Linked DNA regions of Homo sapiens: region 2 is linked to region 1. A link is a loop called in an ENCODE intact Hi-C map of the cell type or tissue named here. Cell type or tissue: HCT116. All regions are shown on one strand. Links, peaks and the distances in the headings refer to the core of each region. The heading gives the core; the rest is flanking DNA. Region 1 overlaps NEK11 (NIMA related kinase 11). Region 2 overlaps CPNE4 (copine 4).

Region 1 (5,387 bases), core at 70-5,069:
CCTTGTCACCTCGTCTCTTTTGATTATGATCGGACCCTCTACACTTTCATAGTAGAGAAAAACTCTTAATAGCTTCAGACAGTACCTCCCTTACAGATAAACCTCTAGTTTTTGTGTAAAGTTTTTTTAATTTGCTGCAGTGGAAAGTAAGTTGGAACTGAAGTTAGGGTAAGAAACTTGCCTATCAGAAACACAGGAGGAACAGAAAGCAGAAGGAAGAATGATCCAAGATATCAGCCCTTAACCCCAGAAGACCACATTTTCATCCCATAATATATTGTTTTCTTCTAAGGTTTTAAGGCTACTCTAAGTTCTTCCAGCTTTTGCCTATTGGATATTTAAGAGTGGATTTAAAATCAGTGTGATAAACACTTTTCTACATCTTCATAGGTCATAGGAATTGTAAAGGTAAATGTTAGTGATGTTACTACTTTGTTTTAAAACTCAATCTTTTAAATGGTCTCTGTCCAGAATTTTTAAAAGCTGTAATTATCTAGAATTTATAGTTTTTAGTCAATTTCTACATGAGGGATGATAAAAGAGCTGGCATTTTTCTGATGTCCTTAGAACATGCATTATGATTCCTGCTGAAAAGGATTTTTTCTCTTTAATCCTAGAGGTGCTCTTCTAGCCATTTAGAATAGAATGATAAATTTCTGACAATTATTAGATAACCTTTATGGAAACATTGAGAGTAAGACCTAAACCAGACCCAGTACTTCTAAAAACTACACTGTAGGATCATATCCAATTTTGGTTTCTTCAACTAATGAGGAATATGAAAAATTTTAAGATAATTCACAGGAGGACTAAAAAGTTAATTAAAAGGATGTAAAATAAGATGTATGAAGATCAAACTTGAAACCTTTAGACTTAAGATAATAAGTGAGTGGAGAGAGTGTGTTTGTAGTCAGCGGGGAAGAGAGAGAGAAAGAGAATGAGAGAGAAGAAAGGGGGCTGGGGCTGGTTGGTTGGCAAGTGATTTGTTAGTGATCTTTCTTGTACCTGAACCAATCTTAAAAAAACACATGACTGGAGCTGAAGATGGCAGACATGTTTGTGGAATGAATCCAGTGGTGAGGATAACGGACAAAAATCATTTGGCACCAGAAGGTCTAGTCCACAATCTCTGGGAAAGGAATCATTCATCATCAGAATCTAAAACATATTGCATACTGGCCACATGTGGCTTTCAGATGTCTTTTGTTTGGCCTGGGTAGTGTTTCTTTTTAGTAAATTAATCAGTTTTTTTTTTTTTTTGAGGCGGAGTCTCACTCTGTCTCCCAGGCTGAAGTGCAGTGGCACGATCTTGGCTCACTGCAACCTCCACCTCCCAGGTTCAAGTGATTCTCCCACCTCAGCCTCCCAAGTAGCTGGGATTACAGGCATGCACCACCACACCTGGCTAATTTTTGTATTTTTAGTAGAGACAGGGTTTCACCATGTTGGCCAGGCTGGTCTTGAACTCCTGACCTCAGGTGATCCTCTTGCCTTGGCCTCCCAAAGTGCTGAGATTACAGGCGTGAGCCATCGCGCCTGGCCAGTAGTCAGTATTTTTAAATGAGCAGCTCATATAAATTGAGCATTTCATCTTTTCTAGAAAAAAAAGATTTGGGAACGTTTGCTAACATCAGTTCCTGTGTAGCCACAATGGACTGCTAAAGCTAGGCAGCAGCTACTCCCTTAGACAAATTCCATATTCTCCAGTTAGCCACATTCCTACCTCTCCTTACTGTCTCTGGCATACAGCTGCATCACACCTTTCCACTACGTGCCGACCTTTGTAGACAATTGCTTTTGGAATTATTTGCTAAAATCAGAAAAAAGTATGAATGTGACTACTCACAAAATTCTAGAATGCTGTAATAGAAACAGAGCAGTATGGTGTCATTGTTAAAATCCCAGCTTTGGATGTGAACAAAAAGTAAAGCCAGGCCTGTTCTTAATGTGAAGTCTACATTCTGTACATTCCTAATCTGAGCTTTGGTTTTCTTATCTTTAAAATGAGTATAATACCTCATAGGATTGTAATAAGAATACGATATCTGCCTATTTATATAAGATTTAGATGTCACATTGCCTTGCTCATAATTATTCCTCAAAAACAGCACAGATTCACCTTAATTATAAACAATCCAAGTTAAAAGAATAATTAAAGGAAGCCTAAGAAAACTTTAGCTAATTACCACCCAATGACTGCAATTGGAAACTTCTAATAAATGGAAGGTTTTTCTGGATTACTTTTAAATGAGAAAAATTTCCCAAATAAACCAATCTGAAACCAGGCATGTAATTTAAAAAACTTATTCAAGATGTGTCTTGAGATTGTAACAATTCTGTTGTCATCTTTTATATCTCTGTGGCTGTCCAAAATAAATTGGTTCTCAGAATGTGAACCTTTTAGCTAAGATATCAATTCATCAGTGATTGTTATGTTTAATGCATATATGAGGCAGGAAACTAAACTCTTTTTTTTTTGTGTTGATACTGAACCATTAGTTTGTGAGCAAAGCACATTATTAGCACTACTCATTGTCCAAGCAATTTGACTAGATAAGGTTTTAAATTATGCTTTACATACTAGACCACAAACATAAGGAATTGGTTAATGTTAGAGGTGGCTAGAAGATGAATACTTTATACAGACTTCTATAATGGTATGAATGCTATTCCTTCAACACATCAGAATAGATATGACTTCCCTTTTTGTTTTGCAGATACACCCTTAACTTTTTGAGCTCATAAGGAAGGTATCAGACTATCCCTTGGTATCAGTGTTAAAGGAATGACAATAAGTTTGTAGGACTTATGACTAGTTTCTATGAAATACAGATTCATTATATACATTTCTATATTTAATCAAAGAACTTGACAAAATGGAACAGCTGTATGTACATAGTACTTAACTTTTCCGTCAAAGTATTGCAATTTATCATTATGCCACTTGGGGGCATCACTTTACCATTGACATTTTGCATACAGGGTGACCTTTAATTACAATGTAAATACCATATTCCTTTACATTTTTATTCACTTTCTGAATTAGCTGTGAGATTAAAATAAAACCTACAGTACAGACATTACACTTGCTTGATGCATGTTTGGAGAGTTTTCTTCCTGGCATAAATATTGGGCATCCCTTTTTTCATTATCACAGTAGAATAAAATTAAACTGTTAAAATGTATGGTGAATGAGATAGAGGTTTTTCCTTTATTATGCATCATGAAATTCATAAAACAATATTTGAGAATATTTTCTTTCATAATTATAGACACTCTAGTCTAATTATGTTGTCATAGTCCTAAAAAGATTGTGCTAGTTCTTATTCATTTTATTTTATAGTATTGTTAAATTGTCAAAGTATCTTTTCAAAAAATCAAACCCAAAAGATTTGATCAGCCCAGAAATTACTTTGGCCCTTAACATTAGCATAGTGCATGTAATTTAATAGAAAAGAGATATTAAGGAAATAGGTTTACCCTAAAATACATGATTAAACTTGTAATTAATCATGGCCACAGCTACAGTGAATTTCAACATTCATCTTATCAGCATAGAATGTTGGTTATAATGATTTTTAAAAAATTTATCACATTTAAGATATAGTGATCTTACTATGCAGAGTTGATTTTATGCTGTTGTCTGTTTTAGTCTGTCAACTATGAAGTATTTAATACAATTTAAATTTTTTTTTTTTGAGTCGGAGTCTCGATTTGTCACCCAGGCTGGAGTGCAGTGGCGCGATCTTGGCTCACTGCAAGCTCCGCCTCCCGGCTTCACGCCATTCTCCTGCCTCAGCCTCCCGAGTAGCTGGGACTACAGGCGCCCGCCACCACACCCGGCTAATTTTTTGTATTTTTAGTAGAGATGGGGTTTCACCGTGGTCTCGATCTCCTGACCTTGTGATCCACTTGCCTGGGCCTCCCAAAGTGCTGGGATTACAGGCGTGAGCCACCGCGCCCGGCCACAATTTAAATATTAGACCTTTGCTTTGGACTCAGCACGAGAGAGGAAACTGAAGCAGTAGGAGATAAGGCCTAGCCTTCAGGTGCTTCCAGTCCGGAAGACTATATCAACACACATAAAACAACTAGTATACAGTACAAGACAATGCTTAAGTATCTGTGTGGCAGGTTGCACTCGGAGATGTTGGAGTGGCTACTCCCTTTCCAACTCAATATTATCTTACTTGTTTCTGTGTACTATCTAACTTATGTGTATTTTCCCCTTGGTCCTATCCAAGTGCGTATCCAAATATTTTACCCCTTAACTGTGATCGTACACCTTGGTCTTTGTCTAAATATGGGAAAAATGGTAACAAGGAAATGCTTTATCTCTACAGAAGGCATTTTTTCCCCCTCTATCTCATATGTCTGCCTGAGATAAGGATCAGGAGTTAAATAGTAAAAGGCCTACAAGTCCTTAAAGAAATGGCCCTCAAGTCCAGGCTCTTGCCTCCTCAGAGAGCTCTTGGGTCTACATTAGAGTAGATTTTTAAAAGTCCTAGCAAGCTGATTTTCTACCCAGTTATGGAAACAAAATGGAAGATAGGGGGCCAAGAGTTGATGCTAGAATGAGTCATACTGACAACAGAGGGGAGTGGTCTTAGACCATAAGAGTAAGGGAGGTAGAAAGTAAGAAAAAGATAATTAAAAAACCCCAAAAGCCAAAAAAGTCTGGGTCCATTGTTGTAAAGCTCTCCATACTCCAGTTTCTACTTATAGAAATCTCAGACGTCCAGCCCTGTTCCAAAGTACTGTATTGAGACAGACTCACTAACTGGCATGGAGTCAAAAGGGCTCAGGGGTTCAGCCACCACCCTGGGGTCCAGGCCTCAGCTTTTCATATTCATACACCCAGAGATGGTCAGTCTTGGAGAGGAGCTTATATTAACTAAATCAAGACAAGATAGATCTATAAACCATGATTCCACTTCTTAATCTGGTTCCTAGGATGAACAGTACCTCCTCCTTTGTGCACCCTCCCACCATTTTCTGGTAGAAGTTCTGGAGAAGCTGTATATCTAATGAGAAGTGAAAATATAACCAAAATAAGCAGGTGGAATAATTGGGCAATTACTCGCTTAAACCAGGTAAAAGGTCTCTTCTAAGAACTTGACAAAATGGAACAGCTGTATGTACATTCTAAGTGGCTATTGTTGTGGGAGCCCTAAGACCCAGTGTTTATCTACTAAATAGCTCTGGATGCACCCCCATACAAATATTCATAGGGTACCTCCTTTCCCAATATTGAAAGTAATGTGTATACACTTTATAAAAAGTTCAGATGTGCATAAAGAAGCAGTAAAATAATCTATAATCCTGCCATCCAACCTGTGGTCTTTTCTGTATGCACTGACAAATATTCAGTCTTTTAACGAAACATG
Region 2 (5,387 bases), core at 228-5,227, 620 kb after region 1:
ACCCAATGATGTATGTTTCAACAAGCCTTCCTGGAGATTCTGATGTTGCTAAAGTTTGATGATATTATTCTAGATCATATGCTGACCTTGTCTTAAGGTCTGTTGTGGTTCGTTACATCATATGCCTTCAAGAGTCAGTTTGATTATTGGGAGTAGCAGGGGTGATTGCATGGTAAGAGAGCTTATGAAGAAGGCCAGCTGGTCTGCAGGGCAGATGAGCTAGAGGTAATGCTTCCTGACAAGTCCATTTAGTGATTTTACTCTTTCATGGGATAGCTGTCATGAAAGGTTTTAAATACCGGTGCAATAAAGCATGCCGTGTGGTCAACATAATGTTGAAGTAAAGTTAATTGCCACAGGAAATGAAACCGACGTCGGGGGGCAGGGGGGTGGAGACAAGTAGGTTGTAGAAAAAGTTCTGAGGATCAGAATCCAAAGGATGCTCTTTCTTTTCTCACCCATTTTAAGACTTAATTGAATCCTGTTTGTTTGTCTCACCCACCCCACATCCCTCTTCTACTTTATTCTATTAAAAATCTCATTGCTTAAAGGTAAACCAGGATTTATCATGGTTAGTACTAGACTTAATCCTTGCTATTCTAGGAACTGTTCAAAGAAGCAAAGTACTAAACCATAAAATACGCCAGTGAAATAAAAAGGACCTGACATTTAGAAAATCCACAAGGCTACTTTCTTTACCTTCCTTTTCTAAGATTTTAGGCCTCTTTCCCCTCCAAAAGCTATGCTGTGAGAACCAGATGTGGCCACAATACTGTTTCTTTTTTTTTTTTTTTTTGTGACTTGCATTCCAGCCCCTCATTCCTGAAGGAGTGCTTTTCTCTGTTGGCTGCTTTATCCTCCAGACTCTTCCCTTCCCTTCCTTTCCTTCTTCTAACTCCCTATGGCTGGTGGAGGGAAAGTTATGTTTAAATTTAAGGAAAAAAAATGTTAGGAGAAAATATGGTGACAAATGAGTAGCAATGGGAAGTTCTCTGAGACATGACAATGAGGAAAGAAAGCTTCCATGATGAATGTAGACTTGTCTTAAATTAAAGGAAGTGTCCCAGGTCATAACTGATGTGATGGAAACATTAACCTAATTAACCTAATCACTAGCATCGATATATGTGGAGATAAGAATGAGTAGATAAGAGGGGTATTTTTCTAGGGGTCTTTAAAAGGTGAGACCAAATAGCAAAAAATCTGGTACAATGTCATCAATGGTATCGAGCTAATGTAACTATGGGCTTGTGTATATATCCATCCATCTATCTATCAATCCATCTATCCATCTATTCATTCTTTAAGCATACATTTATTAAGAATCTACTATATGCCAAGCACTGTTTTAGGGGCTGAGGATATAGAGGTGAATTACATAGGCCAGTTCCTTTCCCACGGACCTTGGCACTTATATTTCAGTAGAGGACTCAAACTATAAACATGTAAACAAATAAACAACGTAATCACAGATGGTGGTAAGTGCCATGAAGGAGATGGTGATTAGATGAAGAGTAACTGGAGGAATGTATGTATGAACAACGAAGTCTGAGTGCTTCAGTTTTGAGTTGACACCTGAATGTTAAGAACATGCCAGCTATTCAGAGATGGGGAGGCAATGGAGAGGGACAGGTGGGAATTTCAGGCATATATCAGGATCTTCTAGAAATGTGAACTCAGGAGCTACTTGAGCCTGTTAAGAAAAATTATCCACAACCTGAAAACAAGTCCGAGAGTGTGACCGTAAGCCCTTTCAATGCCATACTTAATCATTATTTAACAGGCCCATCCAAGGATGATATATTTTCCTATAAGAATTTACCATTATTTGTTTCTGCTATTTACTATTTATTATTAATAATTGAGGGCTCAGGATCTGTAAAGTTATACATGTTAAACTTGTATATGATGCAATGATTTCCTTCTGGTGTAAAGATGACCCTGAAGTTTATGGTTTATTGCCCCTAAAGACATTAATTAATTTTGTATCTAGAAATTTTAGTCCTTTTTAAAGAAAAAGACTATGTAAACTAAATTATCCAAAATGCTCTTGGAGAACTTTTATCTTCTTATTGGTTACCTCATCAATTAATGAGTTGAATAAAATTTTTGATACATATTCATTTGATAGTTCAATGAGAGTCATACTTTTAACTTTTTGAAAATTATACATTGACAAGATATACTGTGGCTCACCTCAGGAATTGGGAGTCAGAGATCAGCTTTAATGAGTACATGAAAGCCTAGAATTATCTGTATTTTTTTTTTTTTTTTTTTTTGAGAGGGAGTCTCACTCTGTCGCCAGGCTGGAGAGCAGTGGTGTGATCTCGACTCACTGCAACCTCCAACTCACTGGTTCAAGAGATTCTCCTGCCTCAGCCTCCCGAGGAGCTGGGATTACAGGCACGTGCCACCACGTCCAGCTAATTTTGTGTGTGTGTGTGTGTGTGTGTGTGTGTGTGTGTGTGTTTAGTAGAAACGGGGTTTCGCCATGTTGGCTAGGATTGTCTTAATCTCCTGACCTCGTGATCTGCCCGCCTCAGCCTTCCAAAGTGCTGGGATTACAGGCGTGAGATACCGTGCCCGGCCGAATTATCTATATTTTTAAGATCAAGCACCTTATTAACTTAATCAGATGTTCCAGACTCTTGAGTCTTTCAGTCACAACTGCTGACCAGAGTAAACACTCTCCAGACTCCTCATGTGCCCTTGCCTTGATTTTTCTATGCTCACCAAATAACATATTTTGGTTGCTAATTCTGCTTCAAAAGTATTCAGGTATCAGGAAAGAGGTTCCCTGTATGGAGCTTGATAATTATAGTTCTTGCCAAATTTATTTATTTATATTTTATTTATTTTTGTTTTTTGTAAATTACTATGTTGGCCTCCTGGCTTATGCATCTGCCTTTTGCCGTGAGTCAGTTCTTCCAGGTCCCACTAAGTCTGAGTGATTGGACAAAGCTGAGTTCCTGTACCAGCAAAGAAGCTGGAGACTAGACCCAGTGAGACGGGGGACCCTGACTGGAGCCATGCAGCACGAGTGGCCTCTGTAGGCAACATGAGGAGGCATCTCTCCATCTCTACCTGGTTTCTCTCTAAATTGCATGGGGGTGGATGTGGGATTGATGATCATTCTAACTTTCTTCTCTTTACTGGAAGTGTCCAAAAGTATTTATGCTCATTTTCAATGAGCTCATGTTCCCAAGAAAGAACAATTCACACACTCTCAGAGAGAAAATAATTCGTTTCTTATCAGGTCAGTCAATTTGCTCTTTCTTGATATTTGTTTTGTGTGCTCCACACAAAGTCCTCCTGGCCTTCCTTAATCTTTTTGGGAAGTATAAACACTGCAGACAGGTGGGGTCTTACAGGCACCATATCTTTGAGGAGATGCTGATACCTCCTCCAGCTCCTGAGAAGGAGGGCCTATGGGATTGTTCTGCCAAGCATCTAAGAAAGGGTCATTTCCCTTTGCTTCAAGGACTCTTTCTTTATGAAAGCTGATCTTCTTCCTAAGAGACAGGTCTCTTCATGTTTTATTTGATGATTCTACTGACAATGCTTTCCAGAAAAAAAGCCCAGGATGGCTGCGGATTGTGATGTTTTCATCTTTTTCAAACAACATTCTGGTTTAATGTTTAAAATGTGGGAGAGAAGCTGGATGCCCTGCAGAAACTGACTCAATGAAAAGGCATCTTGGGATGTCAATCCAGTTTGTGAAAACCTTCCTGTTGACAAGGCTAGGTTAAAAACAACATTTCCAAATGTGCAAAAATGAAAATTGAGATCTTGAGGCAACTTTTTCAGTTTCTGTGTGAACAAAGTAGTGGAATAAACTATAGAGTATCTCATATTAAAAATATTTTAAACTAAATAAACAATCAAGTAAGAGCAACCAGCATAACCAGTGTTACCAGAACACAGCATTATTTAAACAGAGTAGTGAGTCCTGTCAATTTGAATAATGACACAAAATTGCACTGGGGGATTCTCAGAATTTCTACTCAGAATAATCCTTCCCTTCATCATTAAGCAACTTTATCCACGTCCCAGTTTTCCCCAAGTATCTTCCCAGTAGCTGGTTAGCTATCCATTTTCAGTGCAGAAGGGGATGCAGATGGATTAAATAATGTGAGGAAACTGCTTCCAGTTGCAGCAATTGCAACTTATTTAGATGGACATTCTCTCTAGTAGGGAAATGTCCAGCCAGATAATAAGAGGGCTACCTCTTTACTTTCAACTAGAGACCTCATCAGGGCACTGAATAGCATTCATCTGATACTTTTAGTTTTAGACTTGCAAAGTGTTTTCCAAAGATGACTTTTTCAAAAACATTTTTTAAAAAAATCAAAGACAGAGCATGACCATGGACAATTTTTTCAATAAAACAGTTTGGCCAGGTTGTACCATCTCTTTTGGCCTCTTCCCTCATAATGGTTGGGCAAGGAAGGACTGTACCCTTTGCATGCAAGGGTTTCCAAAAGGGAGGAATTTGGGAGTCAGAAAGAATCGCTTAGGAGCTGCCATACCCTCATCCCAGATTGCTGAGAGAACAAGAGCCATTATAGGTAAGGTATGCCAGCTTTAGGCAGGCATTAAATACTCTGTAGTACAATAATGTCAGGCAGTTGTTTCACAAGGAGCAGGTTCAAAGTCATGTTAACAGGAAGAAGGCTTTTTCTAAATTTAATTTTTGTTGTGGTAAAAGATACATAACATAAAATTTGCCATTTATTTTTAAATTTACAGCTCTGTGGCATTAAGTATATTCATATTGTATTTCAACGATTACCACCATCTTTGTCCAGAACTTTTCTGTTTTCCCCACTGAAACACTAACTCCCAAGATTCTTTTTAATGTAAGATCAGTTTATATGGTTTCTTGGAAACAAACAAGCAAACTAGCACTTGCTTTGGCAAGGTAGGCTCTCTTTTTAGATAGTAAGGAAATCAGATCTAATTTTCACTAATGAAAAAGTTATTTTGACATTGAAGCACCTAGTGTTGACCCCATTTGTACAACAGCCCATTTCTTCCAATTTGGAGTCACTAAAGACTAGGCAGAGGAGGGGTCCCATTAGCATCATAGGCTTGACACATGAAGGGGCAGAATTTTCTCCTTGGTGGATGGGAAGGATGATGTGTTTTGAAGAAAAGGGGATGGGATACCAGAATGGGAGGACTGAAAATAAGAAGGAGGCTTGAAGAGAAAGAGAGGAGAGGTTGGGAAAGAATTGCTTTGGCCACATGTGGGTAGTGGCTACTCTTTTGAAGAGTACAGATACAGAATATTTCCATCATCACGGAAAGTTTTATTGGACTTTAGGTTCTGGTATGGAGTTTAGGTTCCAGAGTCATAAAGACTTGATCCTTCCAATGCCACTGAC

Evidence for each region. A loop is a pair of places that touch in the nucleus more often than their neighbours do. Peaks named below come from ENCODE experiments on the same cell type or tissue, not always from the same donor. Only the 100,000 strongest peaks of a DNase experiment are listed, where the experiment ranks them.
Region 2: a loop joins it to region 1, with 3 times the contacts of the local background. A loop is called at or near these places in 4 of 110 quality-filtered maps.

Annotation. Positions count from the first base shown.
Region 1 is chr3:131,030,720-131,036,106 of GRCh38, forward strand. All of the region lies in intron 3 of NEK11 (NIMA related kinase 11), which reads left to right. Among named protein-coding and RNA genes, the nearest start is that of NEK11, 6.5 kb to the left of the region's middle. In HCT116, for the core only: a CTCF peak has its summit at 2,950 (motif pointing right); a DNase peak (open chromatin) is centred at 2,962.
Region 2 is chr3:131,655,275-131,660,661 of GRCh38, forward strand. The region is part of intron 7 of CPNE4 (copine 4); the gene reads right to left. Among named protein-coding and RNA genes, the nearest start is that of MRPL3, 150 kb to the left of the region's middle. In HCT116, for the core only: no CTCF peak of the experiment used is centred there; a DNase peak (open chromatin) is centred at 2,990; H3K27me3 peaks cover 957 bases.